Linked DNA regions of Homo sapiens: region 2 is linked to region 1. A link is a loop called in an ENCODE intact Hi-C map of the cell type or tissue named here. Cell type or tissue: GM12878. All regions are shown on one strand. Links, peaks and the distances in the headings refer to the core of each region. The heading gives the core; the rest is flanking DNA.

Evidence for each region. Hi-C counts contacts between places; a loop is a spot of excess contacts. Peaks named below come from ENCODE experiments on the same cell type or tissue, not always from the same donor. Only the 100,000 strongest peaks of a DNase experiment are listed, where the experiment ranks them.
Region 2: a loop joins it to region 1, with 2.2 times the contacts of the local background. A loop is called at or near these places in 13 of 110 quality-filtered maps.

Annotation. Positions count from the first base shown.
Region 1 is chr3:4,420,768-4,436,436 of GRCh38, reverse strand. All of the region lies in intron 3 of SUMF1 (sulfatase modifying factor 1), which reads left to right. Among named protein-coding and RNA genes, the nearest start is that of SUMF1, 39 kb to the left of the region's middle. RefSeq lists enhancers at 3,652-4,438, 9,340-9,439 and a silencer at 15,073-15,122. In GM12878, for the core only: no CTCF peak of the experiment used is centred there; DNase peaks (open chromatin) are centred at 9,476 and 10,429; H3K27ac peaks cover 1,324 bases.
Region 2 is chr3:4,499,485-4,515,153 of GRCh38, reverse strand. The region is part of intron 2 of ITPR1 (inositol 1,4,5-trisphosphate receptor type 1); the gene reads right to left. Among named protein-coding and RNA genes, the nearest start is that of ITPR1, 14 kb to the right of the region's middle. RefSeq lists enhancers at 514-1,026, 10,408-10,497, 10,658-10,707, 10,718-10,857, 11,954-12,043. In GM12878, for the core only: no CTCF peak of the experiment used is centred there; DNase peaks (open chromatin) are centred at 6,933 and 7,883; H3K4me3 peaks cover 3,898 bases; H3K27ac peaks cover 3,381 bases.

The DNA.
Region 1 (15,669 bases), core at 6,157-14,156:
ATATCTATGTCTATATGTATTCAGTATTCCATTGTAATTCTGTTGTCTATTTGGCTATATCTTTAGTATTATTTTTAGTGGTAGCTCTAAGGATTACAATATAATATACGTACATAACAACTGACATTATAGTGTTAACATTTTAACACTTTAAGTAAATGTGTCCTATAACCATATAGACTCTACTACCCCATCCCCTGTGTTAGAGTTGTCATATATTACATGTACATACATTGGAAAAAACCTAGACTATGTTCTGCTGTTTTTCTTGCAATACTCATACATATTTAATTTAATTTATTTATTTACTTTTTAAAAATAGAGATGGGGTTTCGCCATGTTGCCCAGGCTGGTCTCAAACTCCTGGCCTCAAGTGATCCTCCCACCTTGGCCTCCCAAACTGCTGGGATTATCGATGTGCATCACTGCACCCCGCCTCGTACATATTTTAAAGAAGAAAAATAGTCTGTTATATTTATCCAAACCATTTCTGTTGCTCTTCCTTCATTCCTAAAGTTCCATGTTTCCTTCTGGTATCATTTCTCTTCAGCCTAAAATAAAACTTCCTGTAGTACTTTTTTTAGAGTAAGCCTTATGGTAATGAATTCTCTTAGTTTTTCTTCATCTGATGTTTTTATTTCACCTTCATTCCTGAAGGGAATTTTCTGAGCTGGCAGGTCCTTTCTTTCATCACTTTACAAATGTTGATTCACAATCTTTTCTGGTCTACATGATTGCTGATGACAGTCATTTCAAACACTTCTCTTACATGTATTGTGGCATTATTTTATGTCTTCCTTCAAGTTTAAAAAATTTTTTATCTTCAACAGTTTGATGATGATGCATTTGGACATGTTTTCTTAGGGATTATCCTATTTGGGGTTTCTTGAGATTCTTGTATGTGTCCATTTATGTTTTTAATCATATTTGGGATTTTTTCAGATATTATTTCACTTTTTTTAAACACCAATCTCTCCTCTCTTTTTGGGACTCCAGTGCATAAATGTTAGACCTTTTGATAGTATCCCAGAGGTTCCTTAGGCTTGTTCATTATTTTAAAGTAGTCTTTTCTCTGTGTTCTTCAGATTGTGTACCTTCTGTTGATATGTCTTCAGGTTCCCTATTTTCTCTGAGAGCTCTTATCTTTCCATTCGAGACCATTCACCTTTGCTTCATAGCCGATGATTGTAATAGCTCCTTTAAAGTCTTTGTCTGGGCCCGGTGGCTCAAGCCTGTAGTCCCAGCACTTTGGGCGGCCGAGGTGGGCGGATCACCTGAGGTTAGGAGTTCAAGACCAGCCTGGCTAACGTGGTGAAACCCCATCTCTACTAAAAATACAAAAATCAGCCGGGTGTGGTGGTGCAGCCTGTAATCCCAGCTACTTGGGAGGCTGAGACATAAGAATCACTTGAACCTGGGTGGCGGAGGTTGCAGTGAGCTGAGATCACGCCACTGCACTCCAACCTGGGCAACAGAGTGAAAGTGTGTCTCAAGAAAATTTAAAAAATAAAGTCTTTGATAATTCCAACTTCTGGGTCATCTTGGGGTTGGCATCTGTTCATATTCTTTTCCCTCCAGTATCGGGTCTCTGGGGCTTGTTACAATTCTCTAGGGAATTTTTTTTTCCAGCAAAATCAACCTGGTTAGGAACAGACTGTAAGTTTTGTCTCACCTAAAGCTCGTGATCATTCTGCAACTCTGTTCATTCATTTTTTTCATGCCAGCACAACATTGTAGTTTTTTATTCACTAGTATTTTACTTGTTTTAATCAATCTCTTATAATAATGCTACCCCATAGAGCTGTTACAAAGACCAAATCAAGTAATGTATACAGTACCACCTGGTACAGTACCTAGCACATAGAAGGCCTTTTAGTAAATGACATTGTTCTAGTTTCTTCCAGTGGACTATCTCTTTGCTTGATATAATTGAAAATTAAGTTAAATTTCCTTTACTGTTGCGCATTTATAAGATTTGGTAATGCCTCATATAGCATTCTGCCAAGCTACAATGATGTTTTGAAAAGATTTACTATTGTGGAATACCAAATTGTGAAATTTACTATGAAATAAATCCTCTTAGATTATCTTAGAAGCCTTGGCTGGAGGAATATACTAATAACATACTTTGTATGTGTGTGTATGGTACACTATACATAACATAAAATTTACCATTTTAACCATTTTTAAGCATAAAATTCAGTGGCACTAAGTACATTAACAGTGTTATACAACCATCAACATTATGCATTTCCAGAACTTTTTCATCATTATAAACAGAAGCTGTATGCTCATTAAACAATAACTCTTCAGCCTCTGGTGACCTCCATTGTACTTTGAGCCTCTGTGAATTCTCCTATTCTAAGTACCTCACGTAAGTGGAATCCTTGTCCTTTTGTGCCTGACTTACTTCACTCAGCATCACGTCCTCAAGGTTCATCCATGTTGTAGTATGTATCAGAATGTCCTTCCTTCGAACCCCTGCTTTCACTTGTTCTGGATATGTATGGTGACATATCTCTTGACCTGTCATTTGTATTCATGCCTTCTTGAGGTCTGTTATCCATCAGTGGGGTGTGTTCTTTGACTTCTAGTGATGGAAGTGAGTCTAATTCCTTCTGTGACAATTTGCTTTCTGGCTTAAGATGTGGTCTGTGTGTTCAGCATACAACTCTAGATGTCCCACTGTCTTCCAGGTACTATGCCAAAATGTGAAAGAATGCCATTTGAATATCATCTATGGGAGCATTTAGTTTTTGAAAGCAGCAGGGCTCAGACCTGGTATGACCCATTTCATGTTGTAAAGTCAGCTTTTCCTTGGGGAGAGAACACTGGCCCCGTCAACAGGGTGAAGGTGGGTTCACGGTAACTGAGTTATTCGGGAAGGGCAGGCCAGGGCTGGCTGACTAGATGAGATAAGAAGGTAACACTGTCTTTTGTGTCTTTTTTTGAAAAGAGTAGTTGTTCACTTGACTTAGGAGCCAGTGTGTGGCATAAGCTCAGGAAGCAAAACATGATAACCCTGGAAGGTGAGAACCTAATATAATAGGATAACAGGGCACACAATATTTTTTTCTAACCTGCTCCAAGACACCTGATCTGAATGAGTGTGTGTGAGGCATGCTGGGGTCCCAGAGGTGCAGATTTGAAATACCTGTTTAATGTGACCTTAAATTTCTTTTCATGTCTTGGTTCTTTTGAGGCCTAACTTAGATTAAGAGGTAACAATGATTCTGATGTTCCCTGCCCCTCGAATATTGGACTCTGTATCGTCGGCCTCTGTGGGAAAACAAAGGTAAACTGTTGAGTAGAGAGTCATGCTGAGGGATGTCTAGCTTTAAGAGAAACTTATGCAAAAATAAGAATTTGGAATGGATGAAACTTTCAGAATTATCTGGCAAAAAATCTTATAGATGAGGCAACAATGGCCCACGAAGTGGCACAAAAGGATATCCCACTGAAAGACTATTTAAAATTGATGTTTATGCGGAAGAGGGTCACCCAGGGGTGGGGTGGGGTTTGGAAATCATGCAAACCTAAGGAACAGAGGACTTTTTTCATGAAAAATAATGTTTATCCAGTATGTACTAGGGGCTAGGTTGTGTTTTAAGTGCCATAGATACAACAGATAACTAGATCTAAATCCTTATTCTCATGGAGGTTATAATTCTAATAAGGAACAGACTCTAAACAGGTAAATTTATAACTGACTGTGATGACGGACTGCGATTCAAATAAAACAGAATAATGGATAGAAAATGATTAGAGTATAATGCAGTTGTGCTCTTGGGTCTTTTATTTATAGGATTGGTGATGGTCTCTCTGAGGTGATGACATCTGAGCTGAAATCTAAACAATGAGCAAGGCTAGCATGACCAGTAGGGAGGGATTGAGGAACAAGGGGGACTGTGATGTAGGGTCAGGGTTAGGTTGGAGAAGTAGGCAGGGTTGGATTACATAGAGCTTTGTAGGCCTCAAAGGTGTTTGGTTTTCATCTGAAACACAGTTAGAAGCCATTGGATCTAATTAACATTTTAAAGAGACCACTCTGGTTCTGTATGGGGTTTTGTGATAGTCCTGGTGAGAGATGATGGGTCTGAGGAACCAGGTGGTAGGAAGAGAGAAGCTAAGAAGTGATCTGATATTTGGAAGTACCTCTGAAAGCATAGAGAGAAAAGAAAAGACAGGAATCTAGTATGACTCCTGGGTTTTGGGGAGATGGTGATGCCCTTAATTTGAGATTGGAGTTCCTGGGAAAGGTTGAATAAATTACTGAACCTAAAGACTAAGAGGTGAATGAGTTATGATTATTCTACAAATGTCTGAAAGATGATGGAAAAAGAACTTGATCTATTCCATCTGATCCCTGGGAACCTAGAAAGGGACAGCAGAGGGAAGGTCTCCAGGAGACAGATTTCAGTTTAGCTATAGATTGGGAACTCTGTTAGAATGATCTGAACATGACAGGGACTGCCTACCAGGAAGTGATATCTGTCACCCAAATTGTTCAAGCTGAGACTGTGGGACCATCTATTCATAGACTGACTTCATAATTTATTGTCCAAATCAAGACACTTTTGACAGCGAAATGGGATGCTCTTAATTATGCTTGGATAATACTGACTTAGGACTTTTCTCAATCACTTTTGCCAGCCGGAGATACCTTGCTAGCAATGCCCTTGCCCCACCTTGGTCTGTGACTTCAGGGCTAGCTTGGCCTCACCACCATTTCTGTCATGTGGGGTGGCTGCTCTGTGCCGGTGAAGGGCAGAGGGCCATGATGTTACAGCCTTTTCTGCTCCAATATTCAGTGGGTCCCAAGCTCTTGTCTCACATCCAAGAAGAATGAGGATATGCTGACAATCAAAGAGTGAGGAGGGCGGAGAAAAATTTTATTGAGCGACGCAACAGCTCTCAGTGGAGAGGGGACATGGGGGTGGTCCCCCATTCCCACAGTTGGGTGGTTTCTCTCTCAGTGTGGCTGAGTGCAGGGCTTTTATGGGCTCAGAATAGGGGAATGCATGCTGATTGGTTTGTGTGTATGCAAAGAAAGGCTAAAGCAAAGACACCACTCAAAGGTGGGCATGGCAGTGTAGAAAACCAATTAGGAAAGGGTAGGTATATGTAAAATTAGTGAAGGATGGGGATCAATCAGAGGAAAGTGTGCCAAATGGGAAGGCAGGTTCTCAATCCGGTCTGTGGCTTTGACTTAAAGCTTGGCTTTCAGGCTTTAAACTGTCTTCCACTTGGAGGTGGGGTTTCACCATTGACCCATCTCTATTTGCCTAGGCATTTGTCTGCCTCCTCCCACTATCAACAGGTATAAATCTGGACTTCCCTTGTCAAATAGGGAATGGTATTCATCCTACCTTATTTCTGTTCATCCTAGAGACACTATAGAGGGGATGCTTTTAGGTACAGGTTAAAATCAAGTAACTTTTTGGCATCCTTCCAGATCTAAGGTTCTGAAGATCTTTGGTACATTTTATTTAACAAAAAATGTTGATGCCCAAGTTTTCTGGATTAGTTCAAGTACACCTGTAATACAGGTGGCCTCCTGTGTGGAATGCCCTTCCCACTCCTGCCCTGCCTTACTTGCTCCTCCTTCTTACCTCCCGCAGGAAGCACTGTCAGGGCATCACCCCCCTGACTTTGATTGGGTGCCCCACCTTTGGCTCCCATAGCTCATTGAGCTTCTCTTGGCCACAGTACTTAGAACAGGCTTGAAATCATCTGCTTGTTTGTCTTCCCTTCTCAATGATGTACTTTGGTTCTGTATCCCCGGGGGCTAGCACAGGAGTGGCATAGAGAAGATGCTCACCAAGTATTTGCGGAATGCGTAGATAGCATCATGAACCTATTCTATAGATTCGTAGTCATGTGCCATTACCCACATATACCTAACTACATGTTGAGTGCTTGTTATGGTATATCCTCCTAGCGAGCCTATATGAGAAATTTTCATAGTATACTAATTTTACTGATTGAGGAAACTGAGGCTCAGAGAGGAAAGTCACTTGTCCAACCAACATTACATGGCTAGTGATGTAATAGGAGAGCCAAAATTGGCACCCAGAATTAGCCACTTGGCTCAAGTGCCTACTATCTGTCCCGTTACTCAAGACTTACCATACACTTGATAAGATTCTCAGAAGTCCTGCAATTAAAAATTAGTTTAACTTTGAGTAACCCAGTGCTTTCCTAACTACTGTGACTCCTTTGATGGTGGGAACCTTTTATTCTCCGTACCTACTACCATCTTATGGAAAACTGTCAGGAAACAGCTGTTGGGAAGTGCTTGAATAGTGGAAAAAGTTCTGAATTGTAACCCTGCAGCCGTGGGTTATTTTCCTGGCTCTGCCACTATCTGCCGCTTTTCAGGGCCTATTTTCCCATTTATAAAATGAGGGAATTTCAGTAGATATCTTCTCAGATCCTTCCCACCTTTAAAGTCCTTTAAAAGCATACTTTTAAAATCCTTTAAAAGTATGCAAATGTTCCCTGCATAGTTTGCCTCCACCAGCAGGAGAATCAGCAGTCACCACCTTGCCACTGGTGCAGTGTTCTGCTGCCCGGTGAGATGAGATGTGCCAGGCTGGCAGCCTGAGGAATTAGCTCTGCAGAATGTTCAGAATTTGTTCTGTGTTCTTGTGGCTGTGGGCTGAGATTGGCTGGTACAGTACCAGCCTGTCGTTTGAAGGGCCAGCAACAGAGCCATGATGTTATATGGTCATCTGCATGTGTATGTCTCTTACTGTTAATATAAGTAGGAAGTAGATCATCTCAGGCTGTGACCCTGTGCTGCCTTTGCAACAAGAGCCCCTGTCCCTTGAGGATGCTCTTTTTCCTGTCTTTTACAAATAATAAATGAGATTATTTATATTGTTGTTTACCTCCAAGACAACGTGTGTGGGAGAATTTCCTGTTCTTAAAATGCCTTTTCTATGTTCTGTCTTCTCTTTGACCTCTCTTCTCAGAAGCTTGAGAGCTTGTAAGGCGTGAAAAAATAACATAGAAGCAATCAGATGGCATTCCAACTTTCTGTAATTTCCCTGTTTTAGACACTGGAAAAGACCTGTAAAGATCTATAAGTAAGCTACTAGCAATGTAAGGAACCTAAGTGGAGCCTTCTTACAGAGTTGAAATAAATACCTTCATCTTGGGTGTACACGCAGATGTCTTTCCAGAGGGAAACTAACCGTACCATCTAATAATATTGAGGATTTTTGTAAATGATTTTTAGCAAGGGCTATAAAGACACGCTCTCAGGTTACAGTGATGCTACTTGTGGAAATTTAGCAGAAGCAAAAAATGTACATGAAGGTGTTTGAACATGTTCACTGTAGTGTTATCTATAATAGCAAAAAAACAACAACAGACAAACTTGAACATAACCTGAATGGTTCAATGTTAGGAGACCGGAAATTATAGTGTATTGACAAGACAAAAATATTGGTAGCCACTGAAAGTGATCGTTATGAAGTTCAGATAAAACATAGAAAAATATTCAATAAAATCAATGAAAACATTCAATATAAAATTTGGAAAAACTGTAAAAATGTGTATGCTTACTGATGAAGCTGGAAGATGAATATAAAAATAAAATTTGTAATGGAATGATGAATATAAGTAATTTTTAATGAACATTAATTTGATATTGCTTTTGTTTTTTCAATGTAAAATTAAGTCTTAGCTCCATTAAAAGAAAAAACTAAAACTAAAATGAAAATATGAATAAAAAATATGTTCGCTGTAGACGTTTCAGACATTAAAAATGGAACAGGGCCTAGAGAGGTGGCTCATGCCTGTAATCCCAGCACTTTGGGAGGCTGAGTTGGGAGGATTGCTTGAGGACAGGAGTTCAAGACCAGCCTAGGCAATGTAGCGAGACTCCATCTGTACAAAAATTGAAAAAATTAGCCAAGTGTGGTGGCATGTGCCTGTAGTCTTAACTACTTGTAAGGCTGAGGTGGGAGGATTGCTTGAGCTCAGGAGTTCAAGGTTACAGTGAGCTATGATAGTGCCACTGCACTCCAACCTGGGTGACAGAGCAAGACCCTCTCTCCAGAAAAAAAAAGGCACAAGAAGAACATTAGATATACCCATAATCTCACCACCCAGAAATAATCATCACAAACATTTAAATATATGTTCTGCTAATATTTTCTTGGGATATGTGGGTATGTGGGTGGGTGTCTCTATATATTGATGTATTTTTAATTGAATTTGTACAAACATTTTTGTAACTGGCTTTTTTCACTTTCAGTAAAGGGCAGACATTTATTCAAATTTTATTTTTTCAGCATATAATTTTTAATGACTATGATGTATTCGTTCAAATGGTATGAAATAAATGATTCTGAATATTGTCACATTGCTTTCAAGATAGGTTATACCAATTTACAGTTACTTATTTGATGAAAATGAGTAAAAATTGTTTTTAAATAATAAGAAATATTTCTCTCATTTTTGTTAATTTTTTTTACAAGCCCCAAATCAGTTCCCCCTGCCCTGATAATTATGCAGATCTTAACTGAAAATGAGTAAACTAGATCACTTTTAAGGCTTCTTTGAGTCCATAGATTCCTTGGGCCATTTTTTGCACATTCTCAATAGTGCCTAGAAATTCTGCCTAGAATTTCCACTCCTTTCTTAAGGACATGAAATGTTTTGAGTGTACTGATTACTGATTGTGTGCCTTGGGAATGCAATGTATTATAGCATGAGGGATTTCACTAAGAACTGAACCAAAAAGTATTGAAAAGTTCAAGTCTGCCTGAAGTTTCATAAATATTTTTACCCTGTTTGAAAAAGCAGGCATTTTTCTCTCCCATGCAGTCTATTAAGTCATCAGGGTACCTGATTTAGGATTTAATTTGAAGTAAGCTGTCAGACTTGACTACCTACTTTCATGATGAATTTGTTTTTAGCCTTTATTCAAGCCTCATTCTTAGCTTTCCATACTTGTGTTGGGTACTGAGGAAATATTTTTACTGTGTGCTCTTTACTCCATTTAATTCCTTCAGTTGCTAAATTCTCCTCTGGTTTTATTTATACTTCATGAATTTGAGCAGATCTGTAATTTCTCATTGTTCACTGATGCCAGTTGAAAAATTCTCCCGGGTTGTTTTTATAGGGGTAGCTGTCATGTTTATACTACGTTTCAAGAAACGTCCATCTTTTAAATTTGCTTGTCTAAATGCATTTAATTTTTAAGAGAGCAGTTGTAAAGTTGTGCACTTGACATCTTTACACTTGAGTATGCATAATTATACAGAGCTTTCTTTTTCCTGTGCTGATTTTATTCTGGGCTGTGTGTGTATAAGAAGCATAATTTGCCACCTCTGGCAAGAATAAAGGCACCTTTGCTGTCTTGTTTCCTTTTCTTTAAGCTGCTACTACAAGTCTGGTTATGTCCCCAGGGAGAGGTGGGAAACATGTCTTTGCTCTCTGAAGTCCATTTCTCAAGGGGACCTCAAAACTCACGTGGGTCCTATTTACATTGTAATTGGTCACTGGCTGGCTCATACAGCTGTTTCAACTTAAACCCTAGACAGTTGCTATGGAGATGGTTGACTAGAAATAGGTCATGTTAAAGTCCTTTTTCCTCTGGATATAAGGGAGTGCTGTAACTCTGGAAATTGTCTCAGTTGAGCAGAGAATGTGTAGGTGGACAACCACATCCAAAAAAAATTGTCTCTTTTTAGGTTGAGGTTTATCATAGATGCCAGTCCACTCATGCTGCTGCTTCTGCTCTGTAAACAACACACCTGAACACTATTCCTGTTAAAAGGAATTATAGATGTCACAATCTGCAGTATAGCCTTGATGAAATGCCTAATATATGACTCTTAAAAGTTGTTTGTTTTGTTAAGTTCCTAAACCTAGTAGAATAGCACTTATTTTCAAGACAGAATCAGGAGTTCAAGAACAAGTTATTTGAAATGTTTAGAAACAGTGACACTTGGAAAAGGAAAACGTCTAGTGAGTTTGGATGGGATTTGCCCTAAATTTGACCAGAAAATATTTGACATTCCAAGGGAAACTTGCGCAGGATGAATAAGGCCCTACCTCTGATTTCGTCAGTCCTCAGTTGTGGGGTGACTTTGATTACTTGTCTCTCCTTCTTCATGTGTGAAATGGGAAAATGGTTTCTGACTCTGCATCTGACCATCACAGTGGTGACTTATGATCTGTCTTACAGACAGACAAGTGTGTAGTTTGGTTCCCTTACAGGGGCCCAAGCTTTCTGAAGTTTGGAGGTTGAGGAATGTGGATACCTCCTGTATTCTGTTTACCCCTCACACCCTCCCTGATATGGTTTGGCTGTGTCCCCAACTAAATCTCATCTTGAATGAATTGTAGCTCCCATAATCTTTACGTGTCATGGGAGGGACCCGGTGGTAGGTGATTGAATCATGGGGCTGGGTTTTTCCCACACTGTTCTTGTGAGAGTGAAGTCTCATGAGATCTGATGTGATCTCTGAGATCACATGGTGATGGTTTTATAAAAGGGAGTTCCCCTGCACATGCTCTCTTGCCCTCTTGCCTGCTGCCATGTAAGGCGTGCCTTTGCTGCCCCTTTACCTTCCACCACGCCATGATTGTGAGACCTCCACAGTCATGTGGAATGTGAGACAATTAAACTTCTTTCCTTTATAAATTACCCAGTTTCAGGTATGTCTTTATTAGCAGCATGAGAATGGACTAATACACTCCCCTTGCCCTACCCTCATGGTGCTGCTTGCTTTAGAGAGTGGGTTAGTTTATGTGTAGATGGTTCTCACATCATGACTGTGATGGAAGATGGTACATCTTCTTGAGAAGTCTTTGGAAGTGACACATGTTCCAATACTTCCTTCACCCCTTAGCTCTTGGTCACTTTTCTCAGTTGATCAGTACTCTGAAAAGGGTGAACTGGTGGGTGGAGGGGGCTCAAGCTGAACAGATATGGGGGTAGATTTTCACTAATTAGAATATATGTTCTCTGAAAGCTCTAAGAGAATATTGTAACATGTAATAACATAAATGAATAGTAGTAATAATGACAGCTAATACTCTGTACCAGGTACTTTTCTAAGCACTTTACATGTATTTTTAAATTTAATCCTTATAACATCCCCAGGAAGTAGATAGTATTATTTTATCCCCACTTTGCAGATGAGTAAGCTGAGGCCTGAAGGGGTTAAATAAGCAGCTGAAGATCTTGTAGCTTGTAAAAGGTGATACTGTTGTTCAAGCTTAGGCAGCTTGACTCCAGGGTCAGATACTCTTACCACTATGCTACTATAAACTGTGTATTAATATTTAAGAAGAGTAATCTTTTTTTCCCTAATTATCATAATACAGTAGATAATTTGCTCTCCTCAGAGGACATTTAGCAATGTCTGGAGACATTTTTGTCTGCCGCAGTTGGCATGGGAGAAGAAGGATGCAACTGGCATCTGGTGGGTAGAGGTCAGAGACACTGCTAAACATCCTGCAATACATAAGACAGTCTCCCATAACAAGGTATTTGGCCTAAAATAGCAGCAGTGCTGAGGTTGAGAAAACCTGTGATAGTGACATACACTCATTCTAAAAATGTCTAATAGTACTCTCCTGATCCTTCGCTTATGTTAAGTTTATGTATATTCTTCCAGACATTTTTTTCCTGATGATACTAACAAACATTGTTATGCATACATTTTATAGAAACGGAATCAAATGTGTATTCTATAGGTTACCTTTATGACAGTATATTATTTTCATATTTCCATGTCAGAGTGTATTTTGATAACTAGCCGTATAGTATTCCTTTTTTCATGGACACCAAGGACAGTTGGGTTATTTTGTAATTTTAAGTTAGAAACTATATTATGTCTAGATTTACTATACATATATCTTTGCATACTTGCTTCAGGTCTTACTATTTTGGACCAAAACACTAGGTTGCGGCCTTTGGTCAAGGATAGTGTTGTCGTGGTGTCCTCTTTCTCATGCTTTGGCCACAGTGTGTTCACGTGTTTTTTCCATCTTACCGTGCACCTCATTGAGATTGGTGATCATCATATAGCTCCATGACGTTAAGTAAGTAGTGTGTTTTGGGTTGCTAGGGTAGCATGAAAGATTTCAGAAAGAATAGTTGCTGGGAAAAAAGAAAAGCGGGTGTCTAGAATGAGAGAAAGTGTGAGTGAGTAGGTGTGTGTATAGCAGAGGGTGGGGTAGCGGGTGGAAGGAGATAAAAAAACTATAGTACTAATATGTGTAGGGTGATATCTGGACCCATCAATTTGAATTTTAGAGACATTTATCAAGGAAAATGAGATGACTAATTGCACATTTTCTATGCCAATTATTGCAACTGAGGAATTAATTTTTGTATTAAGCTGTTCCTGCAATTGCTATAAAGAAATACCTGAGGCTGGGTAGTTCATAAAGAAAGAGGTCTGTTTGGCTCATGGTTTTGCAGGCTATACAGGAAACGTAGCTCTGGTATCAGCTTTTGGGGAGGCCTCAGGCCTTTCGATCATGGCAGAAGACGAAGTGGGAGCAGGCGCTTCACATGGTGAAAGCAGGAGCAAGAGAGTGAGGTGGAGGGAGGCGCCATACACTTTTGACCAGATCTCCTGTGACACAGTGAGAGCTCACTCATCACCAAGGGGACGGCCCAAGCAATTCATAAGGGTTCTGCCCCAGTGATCCAAAGACCTCCCACCAGGCGCCACCTCCAATATTGGGGATTATATTAATATTTCAACATGAGATTTGAGTGGGGATAAATATATAAACTATATCAATTATTATATGTAAAATAAATACTTTTAAAACTATTTAATATACCAATTGTCTTCAGTCATACTCTGAGGATTCCTGGGACTTGTAGATCCCCTCCAAGAATCAGGTTCAGTGCTAGCCATACAGTCGGTGCTCAATAAACATTTGTAACCAGATTGAATTGAGAGGAAAAGGAGAGTAGAAGAGTATGGGCTGAGAGGTCACTAGAGAGAAGCCCTAGGGACTTCTATACATAAACTGACTTGAGGGAAAGCTCCCCTTTGAAAAAGGGGTAGGCTCCAATCCCATCCAGGTTGCTGTGAATGCCGTTAATTCATTCTTTTATGGCTGAGTAGTATTCCATTGTGTGTGTGTGTGTGTGTGTGTGTGTGTGTGTGTGTATCACAGTTTCTTTATTCACTTGTTGATTGGTGGGCATTTGGGTTGGTTCCACATTTTTGCAATTGTGAATTATGCTGCTATAAACATGTGTGTGCAAGTATCTTTTTCATGTAATGACTTCCTCTGGGTAGATACCCAGTAGTGGGATTGCTGGATCAAGTGGTAGTTCTACTTTTAGTTCCTTAGGGAATCTCCACGCTCTTTCCATTATTCTAAGTGAAGTAACTCAGGAATGGAAAACCAAACAACATATGTTCTCACTTATAAGTGGGAGCTAAGCTATGAGGATGCAAAGGCATAAGAATGGCACAACGGACTTTGGGGACTCAGGGGAAGTGATAAAAGACTACAAATTGGGTTCAGTGTATACTGCTTAGGAGATGGGTGCACCAAAATCTCACAAATCACCACCAAAGCACTTACACATGTAACCAAATACCACCTGTTCCTCAGAAACCTATGGAAATAAAAAGTTAAAAAATAAATACATAATTTTTTTTAAAAAAAAAAAGGAAGAAAAGAGGGTAGGAAATGGCAGGGGCCTTCTCCTGTTTAAGGCTTGTGTTTGCCTCTACTAAAGCTGTGCACATGTGTATTCTAGGACTCAGCTGTTCCACTCCACCATGTACTGTCGGCAGAAATGCGTACATATATTTGCCAAAAGCCACAAACTCTTTTAAGAATATTGATAGAAGCAGTACTATTCATAATAGCCCCAAACTGGAAACTACCCAAATACCCATTAGTAGTAGAATGGACAAACAAATCATGTTTTTTTTTTTTTTTAAATCACTAATGATGAAATATTTTAAGACACAAAAGGGTATGAGAAGAAAAGTCATTCATGGAGGTTAACATATTGCTATATTTTGTCATTCTTTTAAGCTTTTTTATTTTTATTTTTTAATTTAAGAACTAGAACCTTCTGGTGGTGGTGCTTAGTGTTGGGGACAGGGTAGAGTTGGAAGAATGATCTGAGGATCCTCCTGAAACACAAGTGTGGGCTGACCTGAGCTTTCACTGCAGCTCCTCCCTTGACACTGAATGAATTACCTGTCATGGGCACCTAAACCTGCACAGCCCAGTCAGTGAGAACAGCCCCCAGAGGAACTTCTACAGCGCCACAAATGAAATAGAAAGAAGCCATGCCTCTTCACTCCCCTGTTCTCTGTAAAATAAAACACCTTGCTATAGTGTCATTTAAGGACCTAATGCCTTCTTTTGTTGAAATATTTTAAAAATTGGGTTTTCCCATCAAATTGTGATTGAGATATCATGAATGTTCTGATTGTGTTGATGTGAAAAGAGAATGAACAAGAATGGGGCTTGGTGTTTTCAGTGATTGCTGTAATTGTTAGCAGGGACATATTCTCCCTTAACTTCTACTCAGACAAGCTCAAAAGGATGAAAACAATCAAAGAGTAACATTGTTGTGGGGATAACCTTGAGTCACTTTCTTTTGTATTTGTATTTGTATTAGAAGAATCATTTGCAGGCCAGGTGCAGTAGCTTACACCTGTAATCCCAGCACCTTGGGAGGCCAAGTTGGGCAGGGATCACTGGAGCCCAGTAGTTCAAGACCAGCCTGGGCAACATGGCAAAACCCCATCTCTACAAAAAAATACAAAAAATTTAGCTGGGCATTGTGGCGCACACCTGTGGTCCCAGGTACTTGGGATGGTGAGGCGGGAGGATCACTTGAGCTGAGGAGGTCAAGGCTGCAGTGAGCCATGACCGTGCCACTGTTCTCCAGCCTAGGGGACAGGGTGAGACCCTGTCTCAAAAAGAATCATTTGCAACATCTGTTCTTTAGCTAGTATTAGCAACAATGATTAGTTTTTGTGGCTCTCCTTGTGACTGAGTGTCATGGGGCCATAGTGAGACTGGTTCCCTTTACTGAGTGCTTGCTGAGTCATTAACCTCAGTTGCTAAGGGCATAGTCATAAGTCCTGTATGCGTATTATATTTCCTCCTTGTAATAACCCAAGATATAGGTGCTGTTACTATCTGTATCCCCACATGAGAAAACAGGCTTGGGGAAAGAGGTTAAATAAGTTGCCTAGGGTCACACCGTGAACAGCAGAGCCATGATTCAAATCTCATTTTGACTGGCTCCAAAGCCTGTGTTCCTAACTAAACCACTCACTAAATGAGGACTCCTGACTGTTGTTATTTTGGTTAACAGAACCATAAAGTAGGAGTTAAGGTTCTAGTTACTGTTTGCTGAGCATTTTCCAATCTTACCTCACTTGACCTCTGTATTCTGAGTTAGGTGAGGCAGGTGGGTGTGCTCCCATTTCACAGACAAGGACTAGGAGGGTCCAGACAAGTAGTGAACTTGCCCAGGGTCACCCAGCTAATGTTGGGTTGGAAGTTGAATCGGGGTCTTTTGAAAATACACCCCATTTTTTCTTCTGTGCTTCAGCTTGATCTCTGACCACCATGGTTGACCTTTAGCCTCACATTTAATTGTAGGGTTAACTCTGTTTCCTCATCTTTTAAATAGGAGCA
Region 2 (15,669 bases), core at 3,443-11,442, 81 kb before region 1:
AGGGAAAAGCTGATTTGTCATCCCCTTCCCTCCCCTCCAACAACCCAGACATTGCAGGAGAGATAAAGAGCATTTCATTAAACATGAACTTATTTATAGAGGGAGACAGCAACTGAGAACACAGAATAAACTCTCAAACAAAAGAGCCAGCATCTCTAGACCTTGAGGGAAGATACACAAATAATGTACAGAAGGACGGTTTGCCAAGTACCACTCTAGAATCATGTCAGTCATTGTTTAATTCTTCGTAACTACATATTTTATATTTAAAGGCAAACCAATGTTTTAAACAGCATCCAGAAAGGCGGCACAAATGGAAAACATCAAGGGGGATTAATATTTCCCTTCTGCGCTTATATTATAAAGCTTTATCTTAAAGGGTCAGGAAGTCAGCATACTTCTAAGACCAATTATTAGAAGACAATTTGTTTGAATTTTGAACCAGACCAAATTTATGTCTGTACACCCTGGCATCCCGAAAGGACACCAGGGAATTTCCAAATGCAGAAGAGCAGGTATGTGCTCCGCAAGAGGACTAGGGCCTTGTCCAGTGTGACTAAGGCTCTCCTTTCAGGATCACCCTTCAGATAAGCATTCAGCCCTAGTGGAGACTAGGCCAGAAAATGCCTGCTGTTTTGTGAACCATCACCGCCACCTGGATACCTTACTGAAAGATTCCAGGCCCTTAATGGGAAGAAGCAGACAATTCAGTGTCCTCGAGTGACAAAGCATGATGTACCCCATGTTGCTTGCAGCTGATCATTGCAATAGATGTCTGGACATTGCATTCCTACAGCACGGTTCTGCATTATTTTCTTTTCTGATAATAATAGCTGGCATTTATCAAGGATTTCTCATGCCCACCATTGTGCTGAGTGCTTTACAAATGTTCTCTTAGTGAATCCTCATGACCACAGCAGGAGGTAGGAACTACCATTATTGCCATTTTGTTGTTGAAGACACTGAGGTGTAATACAGAGAGGTAAGATCCCCACATCACATAAAATTAGTAAGCAGGAGGACCAGGGTTGTTACAACCCAGGTCTATCAGACTTTTTTTTTTTTTTTAGACAGAGTCTTGCTCTGTTGCCCAAGCTGGAGTGCAGTGGCACAATCTCAGCTCACTGCAACCTCCACCTCCCAGGTTCAAGCGATTCTCCCGCCTCAGCCTCCTGAGTAGCTGGGATTACAGGCACCCACCGCCATGCCTGGCTAAACGTTTGTATTTTTTGTAGAGATGGGGTTTTGCCATGTTGGACAGGCGGGTCTTGAACTCCTGGCCTCAAGTGATCTGCCTGCCTCAGCCTCCCAAAGTAATGGGATGACAGCCAAAAGCCACCGCACCCAACCTAGGTCTATCTGATTCTTCAGTGGAGGTGTTTATCAACAGTGATCCTGGGAACACAGGTTAAAATGTTAAATGTTCTTATACTCCGGATGATTATGGAGAACTGAGTTTCTTCTTATGCACAATTCTGTTTTCTAATTTTTCTACCATGGCTCTGTAATACTTCCATAAGTCAGAAAAAAAATTAAGCATCTTCTAACCAAGATACTTATTAAGTGGCCGAGATAAGTGAATAAGTAACCTTTAGCTACATTTTACATCTCCCCCTGAAATCACAGGCCAGTCCACCCACCACAGCTAATGATCCTCTGGGCAATCTGCCAGGGGTCCCAATTAAAAACAACCAAAAAGTAGGGGAGGACAGATCCTTCCCCAGGGGTCTCATGTGATAATTCCCCTCACAAAGGACTGGGCAGAAAGCTTGCTGGTCTGGCTAGAAACCTCTGGAGATCTCCTCCGGCCTCGCCTTAGTGAAGTGGAGGAAGGAGATGGGGGGAGGAGGATAGGTTTTAGTGCAATTATCAGTGATGTCCTGGAAGGAAAAACAAAGGCCGGGAAAGTCAACAGAACAGGCCTCTGTGGTGTGGAGGGGTGGAGGTGGAAAGTCCGCCCCAGAAGTGATGGGCCTAGGAGCAATCTTCTGGAAGACTTCCTGTTGTTCAGAGCTGGGTGGGAGAGCCCGCCTCTTTATCTGATCGTGGACCATTTGTGCCTGTGAACTTCTAGCAGCTGCACTCAGGGCTCCTATGTCACTCACACCATGACAAGGACCACCTCAGAGAAAACAGAGCTGGCGCCAACCTGCCACGGAGCTGCGGAACTTCAAACACTTACAGACACCGAGGGCTCGGCTCTGCTGACAAGCCATGCCTGACATACACGAGGGCAGGCTTAGGCGCTCAGCTCCCGCACTCCACCCTGGCTCTCTGCCCCTAAGCTCTTATTATTATTATTATCATCTAGCTTGTTATTAGGAGCCCACCACAACCTCTCTGCTTTCATTTCCTCCTCTGTTAAATGGGGATAATTTAACTTCAAGAGGCTGTGGTGAGCAATGGGTGAAATAATGCTTGAAAAGCACCTGGTACAGTGGCTGACATACTTGAATTAATCTATGCTAGTTATTTTTATTTTTCTTCCACGAGAGATAAGTGGAATTCTGAAAGATTCCAGGGCATCAAAATTTAAACTCAGTAAAGGATCCCCTGTTTAAAAAATCAGATGTGTATCATAACAAATGAACTCCTATATGACCCATGATGACAGATTTTACTTCAGGGAAGATAATTTATCCTTCCTAATTCCCCTGATGAAAAAAGGTGAACAATAGCGAATTACACTCAACTGCCAGCCACAGAGCATTCTAACCTTTCAAAAAACACAGAATCATGGAATAAAAGTTGGAAGGAACCCTGTAAAGCATGTAATTCCACCTCCCACCCAATAATGAAATCTCCCCATCGCGCTGCCTATGGATGGTCTCACTGGGCAATAGAGCCTATTCTTTGTTCAAACAGCCTTGTTCAGACAATTACTCCTAAACCAGGCACGGTGGCTCATGCCTGTCATCACATCTTAAACAGCCAAGGTGGGAGGATGGCTTGAAGCAAGGAGTTTGAGACCAGCCAGACCCCATTTCTACAAAAAATAAAAATAAAAACACATTATCAGGGCATGGTGGTACACATCTGTAACCCCAGCTACTTGGGAGGATCACTTGAGCCTGGGAGCTCCAGGCTGCAGTGAGCTGTGATCATACCACTGCATTCCAGCCTGGGCAACAGAGCAAGACCCTGCCTGTGAAAAAATAAAACAATTACTCCTGTCCCCTCCCTTAGCCCCACAAAGGATAGCCGCCTCCCAGAACTTTTGCTATTCATCTGCCCTCTGAAGCATCTAAGACCTCTGCATATGTGAATGCTATCTAGATTATTTCTCCTTAAGGCTTTGCTTCTTTTCACAAAGCATCACCATCCTCCCCGCAATTCCTGACGCAGAATGACCTCAAAAGCACCTCTCAGCCCATGGCAGGCAGGAGCTGAGGCTCCAGAGTCAAAGTGCCCAGGTTCAAACCCCAGCTCTGCCACTTACTCACTGAAGAACTTCAGGCAAGTTCCAGAACTTCCCTAAGCCTCACTTTTCCCAGCTGTAAAATGGGGAGAATAAGAGCACCTACCTCAGCAAGCTGACATAAGGTTCAGCAAGACGGTATTTATAAACACTCAGCAAAGCATCTGGCGTGAAGTAGGCATGCCACCAATATATAATAGTACTATCAGACCGCCACCCACCACCATTCTGATGGGTGCAAGCACCTGTTAAAACAGGATTCTTCCAGGGTGGCTTTGGCCAAGGCAAAGAAAGGTAGATCACTGCCTCTGGGAGACACTCTTGCAGAGGGAGGCTGTGGCAGCTTTGTTGAGCCTGACACCACCCTCTGGCTGAGCTTCCCTTTGCCCTCTATTGAAATTGCTCCCTGAGCTGTGCGTAAAAAAAAAGGGGGGGCAGGGAAGATTTGATTCTATTCCCAAGAAAAGTGCAAATAAAGAAAAAAATAAATGCAGAAAGATCTCCTTGGGGAAGAGAAGCCAGAGCTGCTCTTCAGCGTCTGTATTGCTCTCTGCCTTCTCTATACCTTTCCTGGTCTTCTCGTCCACTCTGCTGGCTCCAGTCACTGTTACGTGAAGAGGATTCCCAAATCTGTCTCTCATGTCCCACAGCTACTAGAGTTTTGCTCCTAGCGGCTCACGGCATCTCAATGTACCAAAAAGAATTTACCTGCCTGCCCAACCTGTTCCTCCTTCATAGCCATTTCTCAGTGACCACCAGCAAAGCCTGGTGGCTCCTCCAGTCCTCCCTCTCTCATGTTCCCTGCCACAGGGCCCTTGCCTGTGCTGTTTTCTCAAGCCCACAACACTCTCGTCCCTACCCCACCCCTTGCTCTAATTATAGCCAAGTCACCCTCCAGCTCTGAATTCAACTACCATTTCCACCAGAAAATCTTCCCCATCCCCTCAGATGAAGTTAAATTCCACTCTTATAAACTCTACACCATGGATCTCTACTTCCCAGCCTTCATCTCAGTTACAAGTTCACATTTACTTGTGCAATTCCTGTCTGACACCGTACAAGGCACATGCTGTATTCTAGAGATCTGTGTGTGATGTGTTTTATACACAACTGTATTCCAAACACCAATGCCTAGCACATAGTAGGTATTCAGTAAATACCTGTTGAATAAATGAATGAAAAAGTCTAATCCAGCATCAATTTTTGCTGACTTTAAGCTTTACTATATCTCTTGATTCTTCTAGTTCCCTTGCCCCTGCTAACCTGAGTCTCAGCCAGTATCATTTCTCAACTGGACTCCCTAAGGCCTTCCTACTCGTTTCTCTGAATCTGTCTTTCCTCCTCAATCTATTCGGCATACAACATCCAGCATGATATTTTAGAAACATAAATCAGACCATATCATTTCCCTGCTTAAAACCTTCCAACATCTCTTTGGAGCTCTTCATGATCTAGCCCTGCCTACCTTGAGCCCTGCTCTCCATACTCCAGCCATAATGATTTTTTTTCCAGGGCCCCCACCATGCTCTGTTCCCTGGGCCTTTGCACATGCTGTCTCTCAGCCTGAGACATCTCCCTCCCTCTCCCACCACCACTTGTGGCTAACTCCCACTCACCTTCACAGCCCCAGTTTGATGTCTCCACCTCTGGGAAGCCCTCTCCGACCTCCCAGATCTGGGTTATACGTTTCCAACATACTCTTCTATACAGCAACCTGGGTCCACTACCACTGTCCTAACATTGCTTATTCACTTGTTTGTTTGTCTTCTCCACTAGACTGCAAGCTCATGAGGGCAAGAACCTCAGTTGTCTTCTTTCCTGTTGCATCCTAGTACCTGGTAGTACCTGGGATAGAGCAAGCAGTCAAATATGGGTTCAATGTCACTTTAGTGCTATTGTATCTGCTGCCTAGAAGAGTTTATACTGGTTTTGTTTTTTAGAGTTATGGTCTCACTCTGTCACCCAGGCTGGAAGGTAGTGGTGCAATCATAGCTCACTGCAGCCTTGACCTCCCAGGCTCAAGTGATCCTCCCACCTCAGCCTCCTGAGTAGCTAGAACTACCGGTGCGTACCACCATGTCTGGCTAAGTTTTTTCATTCTTATTTTTGTAGAGACAAGGTCTCACTATGGTGCCCAGGTTGGTCTTGAACTCTGGCCTCAAGTAATCCTCCTGCTTCAGCCTCTCAAAGTGCTGGAATTACAGGCATGAGCCACCACACCTGGTTTGTTTTTTAGATGACTGCTCTCCAAAACAAATTAAAGCCAAATTTACAGTGTTAGATCAAGAACAGAAACCTACTTGGCCCTTTTCAATAGATTTCTATGAGAAATTTGGAAGCAAGAAACAAAATATCTAACTTTTATCCCTGGAAAGATACTCTAACTTTTATCCCCATTGACCATCCCCTCCACATGTCCAAAATGGCTTGGAGTACTGACAAGAGTGTACACTTGGAAACAGACTCAGAATATGTGAGTCTGAATTCCAGCCTCATAAATTACCAGCTGTGTGTCCTTAAGCAACTTCCATAACTTCTCTGAACCTCAGCTCTCTTATCTGTAAAAAAGGGGGCAACCTTTCATATTTCTCAGGGTCATTGTGAGGAGTAAACCAAATAATCCACATAAAGTGGTCAACACAATACTTGGCCCTTTATGCTCACTTTCTGTATGTCTGAATGAGTCTGAAATGAAAACATTCGTTTTTGTTCCTTCAAAGTCTTCACTCACCTCTGTCCTGTGATTCCTCTACTTGATGAATGTTGCTTACCTGGTCAATACTCTAGGAAATACATCTGGAGAAACAAAGATCCCAGAAATGTTTAAATCCTCTGTAAGCCCACGAGGTGGCTGATACTTGGACAGCATCTCCAAAGTACTGTTGTTTTTCAGTACCCAAACTCACAATACCAAAGCTGGCCAGACCTCAACTCAACTCCCCCGCCTTCTAACATCAATCTAGGTCCCCTGCTGGCAGTGGGGGTGGTGGAAACCTCTTCAAAGGGATAGTAATTCAGTATTTAGAACCTCTTCCACTCTGGTGTTAAAACAGGCCAAAGCACAACCTCACTAAAAAAGAAATATGTTCATTTAATTTTAAGCAGCAGCTCAAGATAGGTTTGGAATTTTTTTTTTTCTAAAAGCTTTTAGTGTGATAGAAAACTCACTCATTTGACTGTGGCAGAAAACTCACTTATTGAAATTTTTCCATCTATTAGTTCTCCTGCACACACTTAACTAATTGCATTACATTCATTTAAAAAAAAAAAAAAAAAAAAACCTTGATTTTCGCCTACACAGAATTCCGAATTTAAAAGTTAACAACTCCTGAAACTGAGACTAAAGTAGAACACTTCATTAACCAATAAGTTACCTAAGGGATCACTTAATCTTCAAGGGTGGACAGGCTTGGGAGGAAATGAGAAATTGACTTTATACTAGTTAAGGGACCCCAAAACCACAGACCTGCCAGTTTTTACCAAGACACAAAGGCAAGCCTCCTACGTTTAATTAAGATGAAGCCACCTGGCCACTGGGGCTGAACAGTCTGACTTTCAGTAATCGGGTGGCAGGGTAGTCCCACTGACAGTCTGACCTTAAATGAAACCCTTCTGAGCATGAGAGTCAGGTACTTTGGATCCCCTGCCTGCCTGCAACCCCTCGCCTCGTCCCCACAGTGCACCATTAATTTCCTGATGACCAAGCTCCTCTGTATTTTACCACACAATTACCTTAACAGTGAAAATCTTATATATCACTGACCCAAGACACACGCAAAACACTCCCCAGAAGCCTGAATTTGTAATCATTTAACCTCCTTAAACAGTGAAGCTGGCTAGCACAGAATATAGCTCATCTATTATTAAAAGCTTCTATCCTGGTTCCTTAAACACCAGTTATGACAGAACCTAAGAGCAATAAGCATCAATCTAATTTCTATTGTAGGACACAACTTCATCTGAGGCCAAAAGCTACAAAAAGAACAAAGTAAGTGTTGGAGACTAACAGTTATAAAGGAAGTTACACTTGAAGCTGCTATTCTCAGACACAGAGAGGAACCTATGCTTTATAATTTTTTAATGACCCATCCCACTGCAGAACTTCTGGACTGCTTGGTATAATCTTGCTCATAAGAAAAAGATGAACGTAGGACAAGTACCACTAGCTTCCACATTCTCAGCGTTTCTTTGCATTTCAGGAGGAACTTTAGGAAGCAATTTTGTTTCACAAAAACAACTGAAAAGTATCCCCATGCATTTTTTTCTGAACAGAAAGATCTCATACAATACCCAGACTTAGAGATGGTCAATTGCACCCTGTCACTTAAGCCTTCAATTTCTCCCTCTCTCTAATGTTCCATGCCACAACCCCACATTTCAAATTACCTATGTACTCTAGGAGCTGGTGGCCCAAGGGTCAGGGAAACTTCAAGGTCAAAACTATTTCACAATAACATTGGGGCATTATTTTCATTTTCACTCAGTCTCTCACACATGTACAGTGAAGTTTTCCAGAGGCTGCAAGGCACATGATGTAACAACAGACTGAAGACAGAAACAGATATATGATCTGTGAATCCGGCTATGTTCTGTGAAACCAGACCTCAAAGTGATTCGCAAAAAAAAAAAAAAAAAATTGCTACTCTTCTCAAAATTTTTGTTTGGGAAAATATTCTTATTGTTCATTAAAAATATGTCAATACGTTAATGTGTAATTGGTTTTTAAAAATATTTTTTCAGTGTTCATTTTCTCAGTGTTAATTTCTAACATTGTAAATACAGACAGATGTAACTCACATCAACAGTTCTTTAGGGTCCTGAATTGTTTTTAGGCATGAAAAGAGCTCCTGAGAGCCAGAAGTTTGAAAACTGCTGCCATAAACTTTTCTTTAAGAGTTGTCCTGGCAATGACTGTGTGCTTAGGACTCTCACTGTATAAGTTTGGAAACTTTATATAACAGGATGAAAATGCAAAATATAAAACTGAACAGCCAGGGCTCTAGAAAGTGAACTGTTCCATGTGAAACTTAAATCTTCCTTCTTATCGAACATATTTATTGATACCTACTATATGCCACCCCTATACTAGGTACTGGGGATACAGATCAAAGCAAGACATACAAGGTCCCTGCTCCCGTGATACCTATATTCTAGTGAGGGCAGACAGACAGGAAACAAACAGATAAAACAAGCAAGACAAATCAGATAGTGATGAGTATATGCAAAAAATTAAAACTGGTGATATGATTAAGTGACAATGCAATTTTGGCTGGTCAGAAAAAACAAGATGAGATGTTTAAGCGAAGACCTGAAAGTCAAGATAGAGGCAGTCATGCAAAAAAAAATCAGGCGGAAGAGCATTTTAGGTAGAGTAAACGGCTAGTACAAAGGCCATAAAGCAGAAAAGAGCTTAGCAAATTCCAGAAACAGAAAGCCAGCCCAATGTCTGCAGCATTAATGGGGAAAGGAAGAAAGTACAGGCTAAAGACAGGGTAGAGAAGATAGAGCCAGTAGGACTTCACAAGCCAGGGTAAAAAGTTGGCCTTCTATTCTAAATGTAATGGGAAGTCAATCAAGTTACCTCCCTTATCTGGCCCTCAATTTCCTCATCTGCAGAATGGGGATAATGAGGGCTTATCTCATAGTTATGTTGACAATTAATTGTGAAAAAGAAAATATGCTTACTTAGCACAGAGAAAGGGGGACGGAGGAAGCATTCCTATTGGCTGTTATAATTCTACTTTCTAATCTGTTCTATTTTCTATTCTCATAAACTACTCTTTCTAAACTTCTTAGGCTTATAATCAGCAGAGGATCAGCTCTGCCAAACAGCAAAGTCCAAATGACAAGTGAATATACAAAAGGGACACATGAGATGTACTGACCTCAACATGTCAATGCCAACTCCAACAATGTTTTCCCCACTATTCCTAATAAAACCAGAACCACCAAAGCACAGCCAGGTGAGGAGTGAATGCCAGCATCTCACTCACACAGCACCCTTTGCGTCTATCCTCCAGTCGTCAAGCTTTGCCACCTAGCCCCAAAGCACCTGCATTTGGACAGTCATTCTTCTGCTAAAAAATGGAGCCAACAACAAGTCCATCAGCCTTCCCCATTCTTTCTTGGCATATCCACACTACCTCCACCTCCTAAAAAACAAAAGGCCCTTGCCAACGTCCTTTGGTGCTGGTTTTCTTGCTGCTTGCTTTAAAAATAATAAAAATCAAAAAGCTTCCTTTAGGCCAGGCACAGTGACTCATGCCTGTCATCCCAACACTTTGGGAGGCCAAGGTGGGTGGATCACTTGAGGTCAGGAGTTTGAGACCATCCTGGCCAACATGGCGAAACCCCGTCTTTACTAAGAATACAAAAATTAGCCAGGCGTGGTGGCTTGTGCTTGTAGTCCCAGCTACTTGGGAGGCCAAGGCAGGAGAATCGCATGAACCTATGAGGTGGAGGTTGCAGTGGGCTGAGATCATGCCACTGCACTCCAGCCTGGGCGACAGATGAGACTCCTTCTCAAAAACAAGGGGAAAAAAGCTTCCTTTAAAGTTAGGCAGCAAAGAGAGGGGCTTACACACAGGGCTTTTGCTCAAAGCACCTGGCAAGCCAAGAGGCCATAAGGCAGTTGGCCCCTCAGAACCGAGGATAAGGACGAAGACAAAAAGGCACCGTTTCACTTTTTAGGTCAAGCAGCACCCAGCAGGGCAGGTTAACGATGGGCCGAGCCTGGCAAACCATGAGGTCTTTCACAGGAAAAAAAAAAAAAGGAGTATGCCCAGAAAAAGGAAGAGGTGCTGGCATTTGATCAATCTCCTGGCAAGAGGCCAAGGAAACTCCCTACAGAGTGAGCACAAGTCTCCCTGCGATGCCCTCACCCAGGTACATATATGGTAATATGGCTGTAAATACGAGGTAGAGAAAACCTAACGCATTTACGGTTGACTTTTTCAAGAGGGAGAAAAAGGCTCCCTTTACAACAGTCTCTGCTCCTGTTCCTGGGCACTCAGGGTTAATTTTGGACTTCCTTTGAGCAAAGATGCTTGGCGATATCATCTTTATTGTGAAATGAGGAGGAACAGCACATTTTTGACTTGGACATAATGCCACCCTCCTCCCCACACGTTTTCACACAGCTCCCCCTCCTTGCCTTCTTGTCCCATTAGCTGCTAATCAGATCGTCCTCAGAAATGCAGCATGTCCCCATCATCAGATAATTTATTCTCTTGCAAAAAGCACTTCTCTGGGAGCATAGAAAATTGTATTATGCTTTCGTTTTCAGGCAGTCCCAAAGGAAGTCACCAACTCAGAAGTTTCATCTTTAAGCAAGGCCCTTCATGGCCTCCCAGAAACAGCAGCTGTAAATCTGAAGTTCAGAGGAGTGATTCTCTAGTATAATACAACGTTGCTCATTCTCCATTCCCCCCGCCGCAACACACATACACACACAAAAATAAACCTACTCGCTTTTTCAGACATGTCTGCTAAATAACCTTTTCCCCAACCAGGTACAATATCTACAAAGTTATTTCTCAAAAAAAGATGCCCGCACTGACATTTGGTCTCATGGCTTCTATTCTTCAAGGCCAAAGTAAGAGAAGCCAACCAAAAGCTCAATATTTCCAAGGCAAAGAGCTGCAGATTTGGTGAGTGGAGGGCATTTAGCTAAAACTCTTTAATTTACGGGTAGAAAAAACAAACCTGAGGCCTAGTGATTTCTTGGAGGTCACACAGCTGATGAGTGCCCAAAGATAGACCACAGGGCTCCAGATACCAAGGCCAGTGTTTTTTGGTTTTGGGAGGGGGCGAGAGGGGGAGGGTGCTTATTTTGTTAAAAAGTTGAAGTCAGTCCCAGCCTGAAGAGACACCCCTCTGCCCACATAGCCCAAACCTCAAAAAACCAGCAAATGAAGTTAGGTCAATATCCTCAGAGAGAGACAAAAGTCTCACCAAGCCAGAAAAATTCACTCAAGGACAGGGTTTCTTAACCGGTTCACTACTGACATTCTAGGGCAGAGAGGTCTCCGTTGCGTGTGTGTGTGGTGGGGCAGGGGAGTGGGGGGCTATCCTGTGCACCATAGGATCTGTTCACAAAATGCCAGTAGCACCCCACCCCTGCCTGCCAGATAGAACAACCAAAAATATCTCCAGACGATACCAAATGTCCCCTGGAGGACACAAATCACTCTCCCTGTCCCCATTGAGACCACTGCTCTAGGACATAGATAGGTTTTGCTTTGTTTTTTTATCTGTAACGCCTTCTGCAAACATTTGTTTTTAGACAACTCGGCAGCAATGACCCGAAGCAGGTATTTTTATTTTTACACCTATTCTACAGAAGAGGAAACAGATGCACAGATGTTCCATGTTTTGCCCCTTACCCAAGAAGCAGTCAACACTCGGTACTGCGGAGTCCCCATCCTGTGGCTCACCAGGGCAATACCAATATGACCTGAAAGCAGCTTGGTTTCACTACCTGATTTTTCCACTCCCTTTTATGAATACTCAACAGTTTCCCAAGACAAATGTCCTGCAGAGATTTGTACTGAACAACACCTCAAAAGCTATCAAAAGGAAATGCTTAATATCTCTACATGGTCCTCACGTCACCCTCTGCAATAAAGGGCTTTTCTTTTTTTCTTTTTATTGAGATGGAGTCTCACTCTGCCCCCCAGGCTGGAGTGCAGTGGTGCGATCTCAGCTCACTGCAACCTCCACCTCCTGAATTCAAGCAATTCTCCTGCCTCAGCCTCCCAAGTAGCTGGGACTACAGGTGCCCACCATCATGCCCAGCTAATTTTTTTTGTAATTTTAGTAGAGATGGGGTTTCACCATGTTGGCCAGGCTGGTCTCAAACTCCTGACCTCAGGTGACCCACCCACCTTGGCATCCCAAAGTGCTAGGATTACAGGCGTGAGCCACGATGCCTGGCTGTAAGGCTTTTCAAAGAAAGATGCCAGTTCAAGAAATATTTAATCAGGAGAGGGGTACAGGGGCCAGGCGCAGTGGATCACGCCTGTAATCCCAGCACTTCGGGAGGCCAAGGTGGGCAGGTCATGAGGTCAAGAGATCGAGACAATCCTGGCCAACATGGTGAAATCCCATCTCTACTAAAAATATAAAAATTAGCTAGGCATGGTGGCACATGCCTGTAGACCCAGCTACTCAGGAGGCTGAGGCAGGAGAATCGCTTGAACCTGGCAGGCGGAGGTTGCAGTGAGCTGAGATCAGGCCACTGCACTCCAGCCTGGTGACAGAGCGAGATTCCTTCTCAAAAAAAAAAAAAGGAGAGAGGGGTACAAAAAATTAGTTTTTCCAAGCAGCCTTCAAAGGGAGAAAAAACATATATACAAATTACTTATTGTGTAAGCACTTCCTGTGTGCCAGGTATTCTTATGAGTTAAAAAAACACAAAAGGCCCAAAAGGAAAATAGGTTTTAGGGCCCTGGAGTTTCAAATGACAGATTTTCAAGTATCATAAAAAACTTCCCGGAGGAGGAAGCGTTTGGGCTGGGCCCTAAGGAATAGAAGGATCTGGCGAGGTGGACAGACGGGGGTGGGGAGGGACACATGAGGTACAACATACACACACACGACAAGGCAAACAAATGAATGTCCGTCGTCTGGGTGTCGTATCAGCTTTTTCTGTTCAGAAATATGTGCTTGGGATGCTTTTAAGCTGTTCTTGCAAAAGAAAATCATTTCCCAGACAAAGCTCCTTCTGAAATGCAAAAGAACAGCAAGAAACTTGGAGACTAGTGATATTTTTCTTATGTTCATCTTCTTCTGATAAGCCGCATTATATCAAGCCATCCAGAAGTTCTGCTGATGGGACAGGTCAGAAAGTATGATAAAACATAAGTTCCTCATTGTCCCATGACAGCAGGTGAACAGCAGTGACTTCACAACTCTAAGTAGGGGTACATGTGCCTTCTGGTCTCTTTCTGCCTTCATGTGAACAGCGAATAAAAGCTCCCCCAAATGTAAGCATCAAAGTTCCCATGTTTGTTGGAGAGGGAATCATGTGAAAACTACTTACTCTCACCTCAGGTTGGTGATTAGCCTACCTTTCCACTTCACTGAAAATAAGGCTGCAGGGGAAAAGTACAAAGGTCAGCTTCAGCCTGAACAGGTGAGAGCTAGCCATGAAAAAGCAAAGGAACCACTAAATGACAAGGACTGAAAAAGCACAGGGACAGGCATCCTCCAATGCATATCTTCTCGTATTTTCACGTGTGTGTGAATCACTTGAGGATCTTGCAAAAATGTAGGTTCTCATTCATTGAATGTGGAGTAGGGTCTGAGAGTCTGCAATTGCTAGCAAGTTCCCAGTTAATGTCAGTAACGCTGGTCTGGGGACCACACTTGGAGTGGCAAAGATGTAGTACAGTGTTTCTCAAACTTTTGACTGCAGCTCAGAGTAAGAAAACTATTGAACTTACAACCCAATGTTCATTGTGTATGTGAGACAAAGAATTTTGTTGCAACATACACAGTTCTTTTTAAGTATCCACGAAATACACTTCCATGTTTTCTATTCTAGTGCATGTCATTAAAAAAAAAAAAAGTTTGGCTGGGCCCGGTGACTCACACCTCCAGTCCCAGCACTTTGGGAGGCCAAGGCGAGAGGATCGTTTGAGCCTAGAAGTTCAAGGCCAACCTGGACAATACAGGGAGACCCAATCTCTACAAAAAAAAATTTTTTTTTTAAATTAGCCAGGAGTGGTGGGGCACGCTGGTGGTCCCAACTACTCAGGAGACCGAGGTGAGAGGATCGCTTGTGCCTGGGAGGTTGAGGCTGCAGTGAGCCAACATCATGTCACTGTACTCCAGCCTTGGCAACAGAGCAAGACCCTGTTTCAAAAACTAAAAATAAAAAGTTCATCAAGGCCCACTAAATTGATTTAACAACCTCTTAGTGGGTTTCCACAGAGTTTGAAAAACACGGATACAGAACAAGAGTAACATTCCTGCTCATCTGGGGAGAACAATGATGTCTTAGCCTCAGGACACTAAGGCTAAACCCAAAACCAATTTTTAAAAAAAGTTTAGATTATATTCAGAATTCTTTGCAAAAAGGCAAGGATAGGTCAATTGCATTTTGGAAATACTTTCACCTAGGAAATTCAAGTTTTAAGTTTTCTTCATTTTAATTTGTCTTCTCGTCTGTAAGATGAGGATGACAAGAGTACCTACTTGGCCCTAGGTGGAGATCTCTAAATACCATTTTGGCCAGGCATGATGGTCTCACGCCTGTAATCCCAACACTTTGGGAGGTCAAGGTGAGAACACTGCTTGAGCCTAGGTGTTTGAGAGCATCCTGGACAACATGGCGAGATCCCGTCCCTACAAAAAAACAAAAAAGATTAGCCAGGTGTGGTGGTGAATGCCCATAGTCCCAGCTACTCAGGAGGATTAGGTGAGAGGGTAGCTTGAGCCCAAGAGGCAGAAGTTGCAGTGAGCTGAAATCATGCCACTGCACTCCAGCCTGGGCAGCAGAGTAAGACTCTGTCTCAAAAAAACAAAACAAACAAAATTTCCCTCTTAAAAGAGCAAAGGCTCCTTGGAGAAAAGGCCGATTCTTGGTCTGGGATAAGAAATAGAGAAGATGAGCCTGGAACATCTTGTTATACAGAAATCAAAAAAGCTAGCAAAGACAACAAGGGCTGTGTCGAAATCTCAGGAACTTTACCAGCCCATTTCTCACTGACGAGAGAACTAATGGATTCAGGTAGTGAGCATCAAGGGGTGCTCATATAACAAGAGTAGACATCCAACATCTCACACCCACCTAAGCAAAGTTTACAGAGCAGACTTACTGGAGTCCCAGCTACTGGGAAGGCTGGCACAGGAAGACTGCTTGAGACCAGGAGTCCAAGGCCAGCCGAGGCAACATAGTGAGACCCCTTCTCAATTTAAAAAAGAAAAGAACCTAACTTTGATGAAGCCTCTACATCTAACTACCAAATTATGGTACCCCAAGGGGATACAGAAACATGTTAAACCACATTGCACTGATGCAGTCAGCAAAGTCTAAACTGTGGAGACGTGTATCACCCAGTTTCTTCGATAACAACAAAAAAAATGCATGGAAAAAAGATCTGTAGAGGAAATACAGAGATTAGTGAACATCAACCATTTGTAATGTATTTACCTTATTTGGATCCTAATTCAAACTGTTAAATACGTGTATGTGTAAAATTATTATATTATGTATTTTTTACAAATATCTATTTATATATGTATAT